2 separate regions of the Homo sapiens genome follow, and region 1 is linked to region 2. A link is a contact called in ENCODE Hi-C data. All regions are on one chromosome and are shown on one strand. Each heading gives the region's core, a stretch centred on a gene start or an enhancer-like site at or near the end of the contact. The rest is flanking DNA. Distances are from core to core; before and after follow the strand shown.

The links. Hi-C counts contacts between places; a loop is a spot of excess contacts on that map. Pooled maps may share reads with other maps.
Region 1: a loop to region 2 is called in a map with no recorded cell type, with 10 times the contacts of the local background. The contact joins the enhancer-like site here to the promoter of CD99 in region 2. A Hi-C loop is called at or near these places in 2 of 37 single-sample maps with no recorded cell type and 7 of 50 pooled maps.

Annotation. Positions count from the first base shown.
Region 1 is chrX:7,080,427-7,086,967 of GRCh38, reverse strand. All of the region lies in intron 2 of PUDP (pseudouridine 5'-phosphatase), which reads left to right. Among named protein-coding and RNA genes, the nearest start is that of STS, 64 kb to the left of the region's middle. RefSeq lists enhancers at 3,639-3,708, 3,828-4,328, 4,329-4,829. Within about 2 kb of position 2,912, at least 9 of the 41 ENCODE cell types and tissues checked have a DNase peak (open chromatin) inside an H3K27ac peak, as active enhancers do.
Region 2 is chrX:2,688,380-2,694,126 of GRCh38, reverse strand. CD99 (CD99 molecule (Xg blood group)) reads right to left here and starts at 2,832. Exons shown (of 10, transcript NM_002414.5): 1 at 2,700-2,832. The coding sequence starts at 2,766.

The DNA of each region.
Region 1 (6,541 bases), core at 1,663-4,162, 4.4 Mb before region 2:
GAGTGTTCCATGAGGTTCAGCCAGTCTTGCCAGAGCCTTGCTCCTCTTCCAGCCCCTCAACCCAATTCCTTTCTCCTGTTTCCTTTCCTTCCACACTACCACACTGTCTTACGTCCAGGATATAGGTTAGTCACTCAATTCCATAAGCCGGATCCTGTGGTGCAAATTCCATAAGTGGCGATCCCTGATATTAGCTTTGAGTTGGTGCCGGGTCCCTAGTAAATTAGGACTGAAGATCTGCACACAGCCAAGGGCCCTCTCCCTAGCAGCAAGCACCTTTTCAAAAGAGCAGAATTCATTTGGAAGGCCTAGAAAAAGGAAGGAGGTGCTCTGCCAAAATCAATGATGTCTGAGAAAGAAGCATGCTCCCTAGAGCTTGGAGAAGATCAGAAGAGGGATAGCCTGAGGCATGGCTCTGCAGTAAATCATTAAGAGACGCCCACTCACAGTGGCTGTGGCTACCAGAGGTTTCCTGTGAGGGAACTAAAAAGCGCACAGTAGTGTTTGTAAGTGATGGTTCCATTTTAATAGATAAACATACAGAACTTATAAAAAATCAAGAATCTATATTAGCCAGATTTCCTAAATTAGTTAATATTTCTTTTAAATTTATACTTAAAGTCACAGTTTTTAAAACTATATATATGAATGTGAATACTATATGCTTTGGGGAATTTGACTTTGGTTATTTTCTAGTGTCAAGGATAAACACAGCCAGACAGTAGTTAAAGCGATCAGCACAGATTTTCTTCCATAATATACTATTGCAATAGAGAAAAGAGACCAATGTGAAACTGGGCTCAACATCAATTATCCCAGAGGTGACTGGGCATTTTAAAGGGAAATTCAGGGAGTAGGGAGGGGTCAGCAGGGGCTCAGCAGAGTTGGGGAAGTGAAAATTGCAGAAAGCAGGAAGAGGGTTTGGTCAGTGTGAAGCCATCTGGGTTTCACTGGTGCTGATAGAAGTCAGGCTCCTGCCCTTCCACAGAGGCTTGTCTGCAGGAGTGGCTGGAACCAACAATCAGTTATTTTGGCAGCCTTGAGTTTTCGTAGGCAAGTACTTTAAGGGGGCTAGAGTCATGTAGCGGTGTGACCTTGAGCTGTTGAACTTGTTCAAGTCTTTATAGGCCAGTGTGGGGGCCTTGTGGAGAAAAAGACTCAGAGCAGCCTGAGTAGAGTCTGGTCCAGGAGACACTTTTGTCACTGAGCATGACCAATCCATTTATCACAATGGTAGCAGCGTGTCCTCATGGAATTATGTTTCCTTCGATAAATCTTGAACAAGAAATAAATGCATCAGCATATGTTTTTAAAAGTTAAACAGATGTTAAACTTAAAGGAAGTTTGCTAAAATCCATTTCGTGGACCCCTTTGTAAATACCTGACCTACACAGCTTACCCCTTATGATTTAAAGTTAACTTGCATCCATTTTATGGAATCCCAGGTGCCTGTTTGACCTGCAGACATCTTTCTCCCTTCTTGGTCACTCTCTCAGGGCATCAGCTCTTCACACAGCAACAGCTTCCTGCATGTGGCCCCTGACTGTCCATTGATGACCGAAGGCTCGTGGACTTGCCAAGTTGCCCACGTAAAACCCAGGGTTCAGAGAGCGAGACAAGTCCTTGCATTGTGAAGTGCCAACAATTCTAGTATTCCAAAGCTCAGTGTTGTTCAGAACATGGTACCCTTGTGAGATCACGTGTGACATTTGTGAAGAACCTGGAACTGATGTTTCCTTAGGAAGCCTCGCAACAGTAAGTGCTTTCAGCTCGCTCAAGGAACTTCAAGTAGGCAAGAAATAAGAATGGAAACCCTGCATTACTCCATCAGATCTTGAAAGTTTTCTCTTGGATAAATGTGCCTGTCAATCACATCGAATCTTATCCCCTGCCTCCATGTGCTATACCACAACAGCGACGTCTGCTGGACCGTGTGTGCTCTCTGGGTACACATTTTCCAGGAGGCAGCATCTTATTAGAGAGTAACAGGTCTGTCTTGTGTAAAGGAGAATGCTAACCGCTTCATGAGAAGGCTCCCCACCATGAACTCGGATAACCGGATGCTATTTTTTTAACTTATTTATTTTTTAATTGACAAATAGAAATCGTATATAGTTATCACACACAACGTGTTTTGAAGTATGTATACATTGTGGAGTGGCTGCGTCAAGGTAATGAACACATGCATCATCTCACTTTCTCATCATGTTTTGTGGGGAGAACACTTAAAATCTAGAATCTGAGTGATTTTCACATAGCCAAATGTTATTTTTAATGACCTTTGCCTTAATTGTCCATTCAATATCGGTCATAGATATTTATTGAGGGCCCAGCATGTGCCAGCCAAGCGTGGCCTCCTAATTGGAAACACAAACCCTGAGAAACTCTGAGCATTGTTGTGTAGTGCAGGGGCCATCCTCACACCCCCACAGCCAGCATTCAGCTTGCTTCATAAGCCATGGATGGAGTCAAAGGAAAACTAGCTCACCTTCCCACTATGTATCTGAAATCACTTTCTATTCCATGCTGCACACATGTACTGCAAGGAAAAGGAATGATTCCTGCCCCCACCACTGCCTTCCATTCCTAAGAACAGAGAGGATGGAGTACGAGGATGAGGAAAACAGACGGCAGGAAATAAGCAGTTTATTCACTGGATGTCTGCATGGGGTCTTGGGAGTGCAGAGGTTGTGACTCATTCTTGAGTGGAAGTTTCTAACCACATACATACAACCGCAATAACTGCAGCCAGCTGCTGGAGGTGTTGTGGTGAATCCCAGCGGGTTACAAGGGTGTGAGAAGCCTGGTAAAGTTTCCAGGAAGTGAAAGCACATGAGCTATGTCTTCACCCGCAAAGATGCAGGTAACAGCTCAGATTCTGAGTCTTAGGAAGAGGATGGAGGCCGGAGGGTGACAGGGTTTCTCTGTAGTCCTCAGGAAGTGAAACTGCCTCACAGGAAATAAAGCAATATCAATCAGGCAGTTTCTTTCTGTGTATATTTGAATATTGTCAATGTTTTAAAAATCACGACGTATTTCTTTTTTTTTCCTTCTTTTTTTTTTTGTTGTTGTTGTTGTTGAGACAGTCTTTCTCTGTCGAGTGCAGTGGTGTGATCTCGGCTGACTGCAACCTCCGTCTCTTGAGTTCCAGTGATTCTCCTGCCTCAGCCTCTCGAGTAGCTGGGATTACAAGCATGTGCCTCCACGCCTGGCTAATTTTTGTGTTTTTAGTAGAGATGGGATTTCACCATGTTGGTCAGGCTGGTCTGCAACTCCTGACCTCAAGTAATCCGCCCACCTCGGCCTCCCAAAGTGCTGAGATTGTAGGCATGAGCCACCATGCCCAGCCAAACCGGACATATTTCTAAGGAACGAGAAAGAGCAGCCGTCTGTCCACCACCTGCCCCCCACAACTGTCTTGAACCGCATCCCAGACAGCTTGGTGTCGTAGCTGACATTGCCTGTGTCGGCCCTCCTCTCCTGATTTATTTTAATCCTCATATGTTCTTTCTTCTTCTGGGAATTGTTCTTTTCTAGCATTCTGTTTTTGTTTTAAGGACTCAGTAACTTATATGTCTTCATGAATACTAATTATTATCATGACTGTTGCTTCCTCGCCCACTTTTCTCTGGATTGTCATTTTTTTCTGGCAGATTCCTGTCTTCTGCCTGTTTGAGTCTTCTTCCACAAACACCTGGCAGTGTCTGTTCTGCTCATTCACATTCAAGAACAGAGCACCTGTGTGTTCATTTCCTGGGGCTGCTGCCACAAGATACTGAAAACTCAGCAACTTCTAATAACAGAAGTTGACTGTCTCCCAGTTCTGGAGACTGGAAGTCTGAAATCAAGGTGTCTCAGGGCCACACTCCCTCTGTAGGCTCTAGGGGAGGATCCTTCCTGCCTTTCCCAGCTCCTGGGGGCTCTAGGCATCCCTGGGCTTGTGGCCACATCACTTCAGTCTCTGCCTCCGTTTCCACGTGGCAAAGTGAGCTCATCTCAAGATTTTTAACTTAATTACATCTCCAAAGACCCTTTTTCTAAACAAGACAGAAGTACCATGGGTGAGGACTTCTGTTTGGGGGCTACCGTTCAACCCACTGCTCTCAGTCACACAAAGCTTTTGAAGCATAACACCTGCTGTTCAGGCAGTTGCAAAAGTAGCCCCTAAGAAAGACAGCATGCCAAAGCACCTTCCCCATGGTGGGGTGGGGTGACGGGCCAGGCACCCTTAGGATGCCCATGCAGGAAGTGGAGGCTCAGCAGAATCCCACAGGTGTGTCTGGTCCTGGGATAGCATCAGCGTCTTCTCACAGGTAGCCAGGTGGCATCCATCAGCTGACCACATCGTCTGCCCCAGTGGCACGGGCTGTCTTCCATGTCTCACTTCATAGAGCTCTTCTAGACTGAGGCCCAGGACATGGTTCTCGGCACACAGCGTTAATGACATGCACGGCCCTCTAAGCGGTTCCCTCTCCCACTTTGCGTTGTCAACCCCCGGTACCCCCCACTTGATTCTGTTGCTCACTGCAGGTCTTAGGTAGTACAGAGAATGTTCAGGCTTGTAGGGTTCTGATGGCCAGATCACCCAACAAAAGAATGCCACGAACACCTGAGACCGCGCGGCAGCTGCCTGTCTTCTGCCTCTTTCCTTTGTTTAATCCTGTTTAATTGCACATCCCTGTTCTCACCCACCTTGGGTCTCTAGGATGGAGGAAAGCAGGAGCGTTTCTTCCCACTCACAGTGCTGATTCTCCACATTCCCCAGTTCTTCCCCTGGAGATGTGTCCTGTGAGCTGATTGTTTGGAGCAACAGATACCTAGATATCTGTCTCTCTGCCCTTCCTGTAAACCCACGGAAGCACACCAAATTCTAGGAGCTGGGAACTGGAGTTCATTTATACACATAATTAACCAGCTTCTCCCTAGAACAGAACTCCATTTGCATTTTTTCGTCTTTTACTTCTCAGGGAAAGCCACTGAGTGAGACAAAGTTTGTGTGCACTCTTTAAAAGATGAAAAACTTTGTGAAGGCATCAGGCAGTTTTGAATCAGGTGATTAGGATCGTTCATTCCTGATGATACACTGGAGCTATATCTGATGATAACGACACTACCTAACATTTATCTGGGGCTTCCTCACCCATGTCATTTTCCAGGCATTGTTCTTCTTGTGAATTAATTCCATGAGGAACGTTAATCATTGCTCTTTGACAGATGACAAAATTGAGGCCCAAAGAGGGCGTATAATTGACGGATGTCCCGTAATCTCTGACTGTGGTCATAGTCTTGTCTTGGCTTTCATCTTCATAGGAGTCCCAAGCATTTTGGAGATCTCAGTATGTTGTGGTGGTGTAAAGCAGTCGTCCAAAACCGTTTTTGATTCATTCTCCATCAATAAGAATGTTGAGCTGCATTCCAGTCTAGACACATTGGTGTGTGTTTGTTTATCTACTCCACCTTAGAAATAATTCACAGCAATAGAAATGCAAGAAGGATAAGCTAAAATAAAATAATCGGCCGGGTACAGTGGCTCACATCTCTAAGCCCAGGGCTTTGAGAGGCCGAGGCAAGAGGATTACTTGAAGCAGAACTTCAAGACTAGCTTAGCTAACATAGGGAGACCCTGTCTCTACAAAACATAAAAAAATTTACCAGGCATGGTGACATGCACCTGTAGTCCCAGCTATTCGGGAGGCTGAGGCTGGAGAATCGTTTTGAGCCCAGGAGGTCAAGGCTGCTATGATTGTTTGACTCTGCTCCAGCCTGGGTCACAGAGCAAGATCCTGTCTCAAAACAATAATAATAAAATAATCTGTTTAAGTTTTTAAAATTAATAGCACCAAAGTACTTTAAGAAAATTTTTATACAGTGTGTTTTACAGAGCCATGTGTTTAAGTGTGCTCCATTTTTTAAAATATTGGTTTAAAATTGTGTGATCTAGCAATTTAAAAATCTTGTTTTAAATTCAGATTGTTTTGATACTCAGCTTTAATCACTGTTTATATCCAGACAGAAGTTCATGATTGGCTAATTTTTTTTTTTTTTTTTTGAGATGGAGTCTGGCTCTGTCACCCAGGCTGGAGTGCAGTGGCGCTATGTCGGCTCACTGCAACCTCCACTTCCTAGGTTCAAGCGATTCTCCTGCCTCTGCCTCCCAAGTAACGGGTTACAGGACGCACTGCCACACGTGACTGTCTCTTTTTTAAAAAAATTAGAGCCTTTTATCTCATCCATCAGTTAGGTTAAGGTTTAAATTGAAATTTAGCTAATAAATATAGTCCTCTGTGATACTAATCAGTGGTTGTTGCAAACTAATGAAATAGTGTGGCATTTTAGTATTTTTAACTAATGGATTCAAGTTCTGTAGAAGCTCTTTAGGTGGAGTACTTCTACACTGATTGAATATTGTTTTTATGCGTGGAGGTATGTGTATGTATGTTCATGAGATCTGTCGTTTTCTTGTCTGGCTTTTGTCTGGTTTTGGGATCAGGGAAGTGCTGATGTAAAATGTAAAATGAGTTGAGAGGTGTTCCCTCCAATT
Region 2 (5,747 bases), core at 1,583-4,082:
CAGAGAGCAGGGATGCATCGGATGTGTGCGACTCTACTGTCGGGACGGCAGGCTCCTAACTGCAGGGGCAGCCCTGAATCAGCGCATACATGCAACTCCCAAGCCCTCCTCAGGGTTTTCCACCCTCAACACCACTGGCATTTGGGACCAGATGAATTCTTTGTGCTGGAGGCCGTCCTGGCCCTTGAAAGATTCTGAGCAGCTTCCCTAAGCTGCCCCACCCATTGCAGGATGGTGGGATGTCCCACCCCAGGGTGGCAACCAAAAATGTCTGCAACCATCACAAAGTGTCTCCTCGGGGCCAACGTCGCCCTGTGGGGACATCCTGCTCTCTACAAAGCTGAAGCCTCCTCTTTTCCTCTATACACCTCCCTCTGTCCATCCATCCCTCACCACATCCCACCTGTACCCCTGAGAATTTATGAAGGAACCAAGGAACACAGGGTCCCCAACACTCTGAGATCAGGCCAGAGCTATCAGCACCAGTCTGAGAACCTACTTCAGGCTCAACGGGGTTTTGCAGCCTGATGCACGTTGCTATAAGAAAGTGTGTTCTGAGCATCACCAACTCAAAAGTCAACTTTCCCGATGAAACGTGTATTAATATTATTGGGACAGGCTGTTTCTGTCTCCATCTCTAGCAGGGTCAGACTGCAAAGAAGGGGTGAGAAGCGTCCCTCAAGGAGATCCATCAGTGCTGACGGCCAGGCCCTCCTCTGCAATTGGAAGGATAGGTTGGCCCCTGTTATGCCCCTATCCCACTGCTCTTCCCTACCCACCCACCCCATAGACAGGTACTCTTCCCTTTACTCAAAGCATCAGCAGCTGGAGTTCCTAAGCCCAGTCTGCTTCCAAAATCAGGAGTTCCAGATGAACACTGCTGTGGGTTTAAAAACTGTGCAACGCCAATGAGCCGACATCGTGCCACTACACTCCAGACTGGTGACAGAGTGAAACTCCGTCCAAAAAAAAAAAACCACCACCACCAACAAAAACAAAAAAACTGTGCAACGACTTGTTTGGGGCTTAGAGAATATAAGGCTTTCCACTCACTCTGCTCCAATGACCTGGAACGCCAGACCAGCCGGCAAATCTGTCCCTAGGGCTTCAAAATCCAGCCAAGCCCCTCACCAAGATTTACCACTGGGAACCCCTGAGTTATTTCGTGATGGAACTATAAAGGTCCCTGTGGCCCTGTCTCCCGTCTGCCTGTTCAGATGCCTCTGTTCTCCAGGAAACTGAATTCTTAGGCCACCAGCACTCCCTTGGATATATTTCCCTGACCCCAAGCCCACAGTAGGTGCAAAAGAAGGAAGGCAGGCATGAAGGATGAAGGAATGCATTCGCAGAGAGACAAGTGAAAAACCCGTTCATCTGCAGGTGCCTGGGGAACAAATGCAGCTGATAAAACCCTACAGAGCCATCCCGTCCGTGGTGACAGGTTGCCCGCAAGAAGGACATTTAGGAAGAAAAGGGAGAAACAGGAAGCTCTGCTTGGAACCTCCCCTGCAGGCTGGAAAGTCCTCCAAGTTTTCCTCTACGGAGCAGGCTTCATTATCTCTAATCTCTACCAAGTGAAAGCACAATTTCTAGGATACCCGGGACCCCTTTAAAGAGGGTGTAAATCCATTAGCAACTCCTCCCTAAAAATAGAGACCCGGCCTAGTCACCGCAGCTCTAGGCTGAGCTAGATCCTATCAACACAAATCGGGCCTCCTCCGTCCTCCCCAGGGCCGGGCGTTCCCGCGTCTCCTTCCTAAATACGTCCAGCCCTGATAAGGCCCGTCCTGAAGTCCACACTGCCCGCAAGCCGGTCTACTTAAAAGCCTGCCCATACGAAGAGCAAAAAATGCACTGACCATTGAAAAAAGAATTTATAACATGAAAAAAGAATTTATAACATACCACATCCGGCAGGGTCTCCGTTTCCGTTTCAAAGGGAGGGAAACAGAAAAACATGATTAAAGTAATAATTAGAAATAGGCCCGGTTTAGGGCGTGGGAGGGTGACCGTGGCTCTTTCTTCCCTGCCCACTTTTTCTGTTTTCCGAATTCTCCACCGCCGCAGATGGACAATTTGGTAAGCACACGTTTCTTTCTGCGCCCCGTGTTGCTTGGCGCACAGCACGCGCTGAAATTCCCGGAGCCCGCATCCACAGAGTATTTTTGAACATTTTCAGGGCTCAAAGTTTTTTTCTAACTTTTCCTTCCCTTCCCCCCACCACCCGGGTCTCAGGCTCCTAGCGATTCCAAATTTAGGCCCGGGACGCAGGGCGTGGCTGTGACAGGCAACTCCAGGGCGGCCTCCGCGCGCGGCCTGAAGACGCAGGTCCCCAAACCCTGGGGGTAGATAACGGGGTGGGGTGAGGGGCTCATGCAAAGGGAGAGAGATCTGTAAGAAGGTCCCCTAGATTGGGAAAAATCGGACGCACCTCTCCCAAGGCCGCCCCACATGTAAGAGTTTGCAACTCCGACAACAAACGCTGACTTTTCTCTCTGGAACGGCTCCAGGAAAAGCGTTGGGGAGAAAGTGGGCGCCTCCTCCGGGCCTGGGCCCCCGTGGGCACAGCGCGTCCTGCCGGGCAGGGAGGAGGCTCCGGGTGTCCCCGCGGGGCGCCCCCAACGCCGCATCTCAAGCGGATCCCCAGTCCCGGCCCGCGCCCTCCGCGTCCCCCAACCCGGATCCCTCCGCTCGCTCACCCGGGGCGGCGACCAGAACACCCAGCAGGCCGAAGAGCAGCAGCGCCAGCGCAGCCCCGCGGGCCATGGTGCGCCCAGAGCGCGCAGGGACGGTCCCGGAGTGCAGGGCGTGGGCGAAGGCGGCAGGACAGATACTCCCCCACGGGCCGGGTGGGGCGAAGCCCGGGGACTCGAAGGGGGCGGGTGAGGGGAGCGGCCCTGCAAGCTCAGCGCCGGCTGCGCCCGCCCCGCCCCGGCCTCCACGCGCGCACAGAAGGGGCGGGAACGCCGGGCCCGGGGAGGAGACAGAGGGGGTAGGCGGGCGGGGGTGGCCCAGGCAGCGCCGAGGGGAGTACGGTACACGCCCCGCCCCTTCTCAGGAAACTGCCCACGCCCCCTCACCCACCCACAGGGCCGTAGCCAGGGCGGCGCCGACCCGAAGCAAAGTGAACTACAACGTTCTCGGGAAAGTGCGGGTCCCTCCCGGTTTACAGCCCTCTGAATGCACGCCCGAGGGCGGCCCTTAACTGTAGTGGCACAAAACTGCCGCCCTTCTTGGAAACATAGAGCCCCCTCTCCCCACTCGCCCCTGCAGCCACTTCTCCGCCCCTCACCCCCTGGTCTCCAGTGGGAGCAAAAAAACAAACTTTCCCAGCAGCTCCCCTGCTCGGGAAAGTGCGGGTCCCTCCCTGTCTACAGCCTCCTAAATGCACGCCTGCAACTGTAGCGACACGAAACTGCCGCCCTTCTTGGAAACGTGTAGCCCCCCTCCCCACTCGCCCCTGCAGCCCCTTCTCCGCCCCTAGCAGGGACCCTCCCCTGCTCTGCAGTGGGAGCAGAGGAAACTCCCGGCTCCCCTGCTGGGAAAAGTATGGGGGCCCCTCCCCGCTGCTCACCTCAGGGAGTTCCCCAAGGGGAGCAAAGTGCAATCCTCTCCCTGCTCAGGAAGCCTAGGCCCCCGCTCCACAGGCAACCCCCGTCCCAAGTCCTTTCTAGAGCGTCCGAGCGCGGGGTGCGCAGCCGGGAGGGTGGCGGACGAACCCTTTGCGCCGGACCAAGGACAACCCTTGGAGTAGCCTCTGCGCTGGGGCAGTTTCTCCCCAGAATCCCCAGGACAAGGTTGGGAGTGGGGACTCCTGGTCACGGGAGTTAGTGAGGGGCAATAGGGAACGAGGTGCCTTCTATCTGGGGCACCTGGGCCCTAGTCCTGGTCATGGGCGACTCGCCTTCCAGTGGGCTTTGAGTTTAGACACCCTCCCGCGCCACTGGCCACAGCTGCAGTGCAGTTGTCGCCCTTCCCACACTTAACAATGTTATCTGTTAACACCTAAGCCTAAAATTGTATCCATTTTCCCGCAGGGTAGTGGAACAACTTTGCAGCCTGACAAATAACCCTGAATATTCTTGCATTCCACACTTCAAACTGTCCACGAAAAGAGTCAAACTAGGCCGGGCGCGGTGGCTCACGCCTGGAATCCCAGCGCTTTGGGAGACCGAGGCGGGTGGATCACCTGAGGTCAGGAATTGGAGACCAGCCTGACCAACAAGGTGAAACCCTGTCTCTTCTAAAATACAAAATTAGACGCGTGTGGTGGTGTGCACCTGTAGTCCCAGCTACTCAGGAGGCCGAGGCAAGAGAATCGCTTGAACCGGGGAGATGGAGGTTGCAGTGAGCCAAGATCAGGCCACTGCACTCCAGCCTGGGTGACAGAGCGAGACTCCGTCTCAAAAAAAAAGAAAGAAAAAAGAAAAAAAGAGAAAGGAGTCCAACTCTAACATATTTGAAGAGATTTATTCTGAGCCAAATATGAGTGACCATGGCCCATGACACAGCCCTCAGGAGGTCCCGAGAACGTGTCCTCAAGGTGGTCGGGGTGCAGCTTGGTGTTATACGTTTTAGGGAGGCATGAGACATCAATGAAATTTAAGAGACACATTGGTTTTGTCCAGAAAGGCGGGACAACCCAAAGCAGGAGGCTTCCAGCTTATAGGTAGATTTTAGAATTTTCTGATTGGCAATTGCTTGGGTTTCTTTAAAGTCCTGGGATCAATAGAAAAGAATGTCTGGGTTAAGATAAAGAATTGTGAAGACTCAAGTTCTTATTTGAACAGGAACCCTTCCGGTGCTAGGGTCAGAGAGAAGAGGTTGTAAAATGTTTCTTCTCAAACTTAAAGGCTGTGTGGATGTTAACGCCGGAGAGGCACCGGGAGGCATGTTCAACCCCTGCTTCCCGTCACGGCTTGAAACACTCTCTCAGGTTAAATTTTTAAAGAGCTCTGGCTGAGGAAGAAGTCCATTCAGATGTTTTGAAGGTGGGGGGCGGTGGGGGCTTAGAATTTTATTTTATTTTATTAATTTATTTAGTTTTTGAGACGGAGTCTTACTCTCTCGGCCAGGCTAGAGTGCTGTGGCACCATCTCAACTAACTGCAACCTCCACCTCCCAGGTTCAAACGATTCTCCTGCCTCAGCCTCCTGAGTAGCTGGGATTACAGGCACCTGCTACCACGCCTGGCTAATTTTTATATTTTTAGTAGAGATGGGGTTTCGCCATGTTGGCCAGGCTAGTCTGGAACTCCTGACCTCAAGTGATCCACCCACTCCAGCCTCTTAAAGAATTTTATTTTTGGTTTACAAAGCCCTGCCTCATCTATTGGCCCATTCCTGGGCTGGCATACTTGCTGCCCAGCCGACTGAGTCAGGGGCTCTGAGATAACACCTGTCTTTTTATTATTGTTATTATTATACTTTAAGTTCTGGGGTACAGGCTGGGCGCGGTGGCTCACGCCTGTAATCCCAGCACTTTGGAAGGCCGAGGCAGGTGGATCACGAGGTCAGGAGATTGAGACCATCCTGGCTAACATGGTGAAACCCCATCTCTACTAAAAATACAAAAAAAAATTAGCCGGGCGTGGTGGCGGGCGCCTGTAGTCCCAGCTACTCAGGAGACTGAGGCAGAAGAATGGCGTGAACCCGGGAGGCAGAGCTTGCAGTGAGCCGAGATCGTGGCACTGCACTCCAGCCTGGGCGACTGAGCAAGACTCCGTCTCAAAAAAAAAAAAAAAAAGT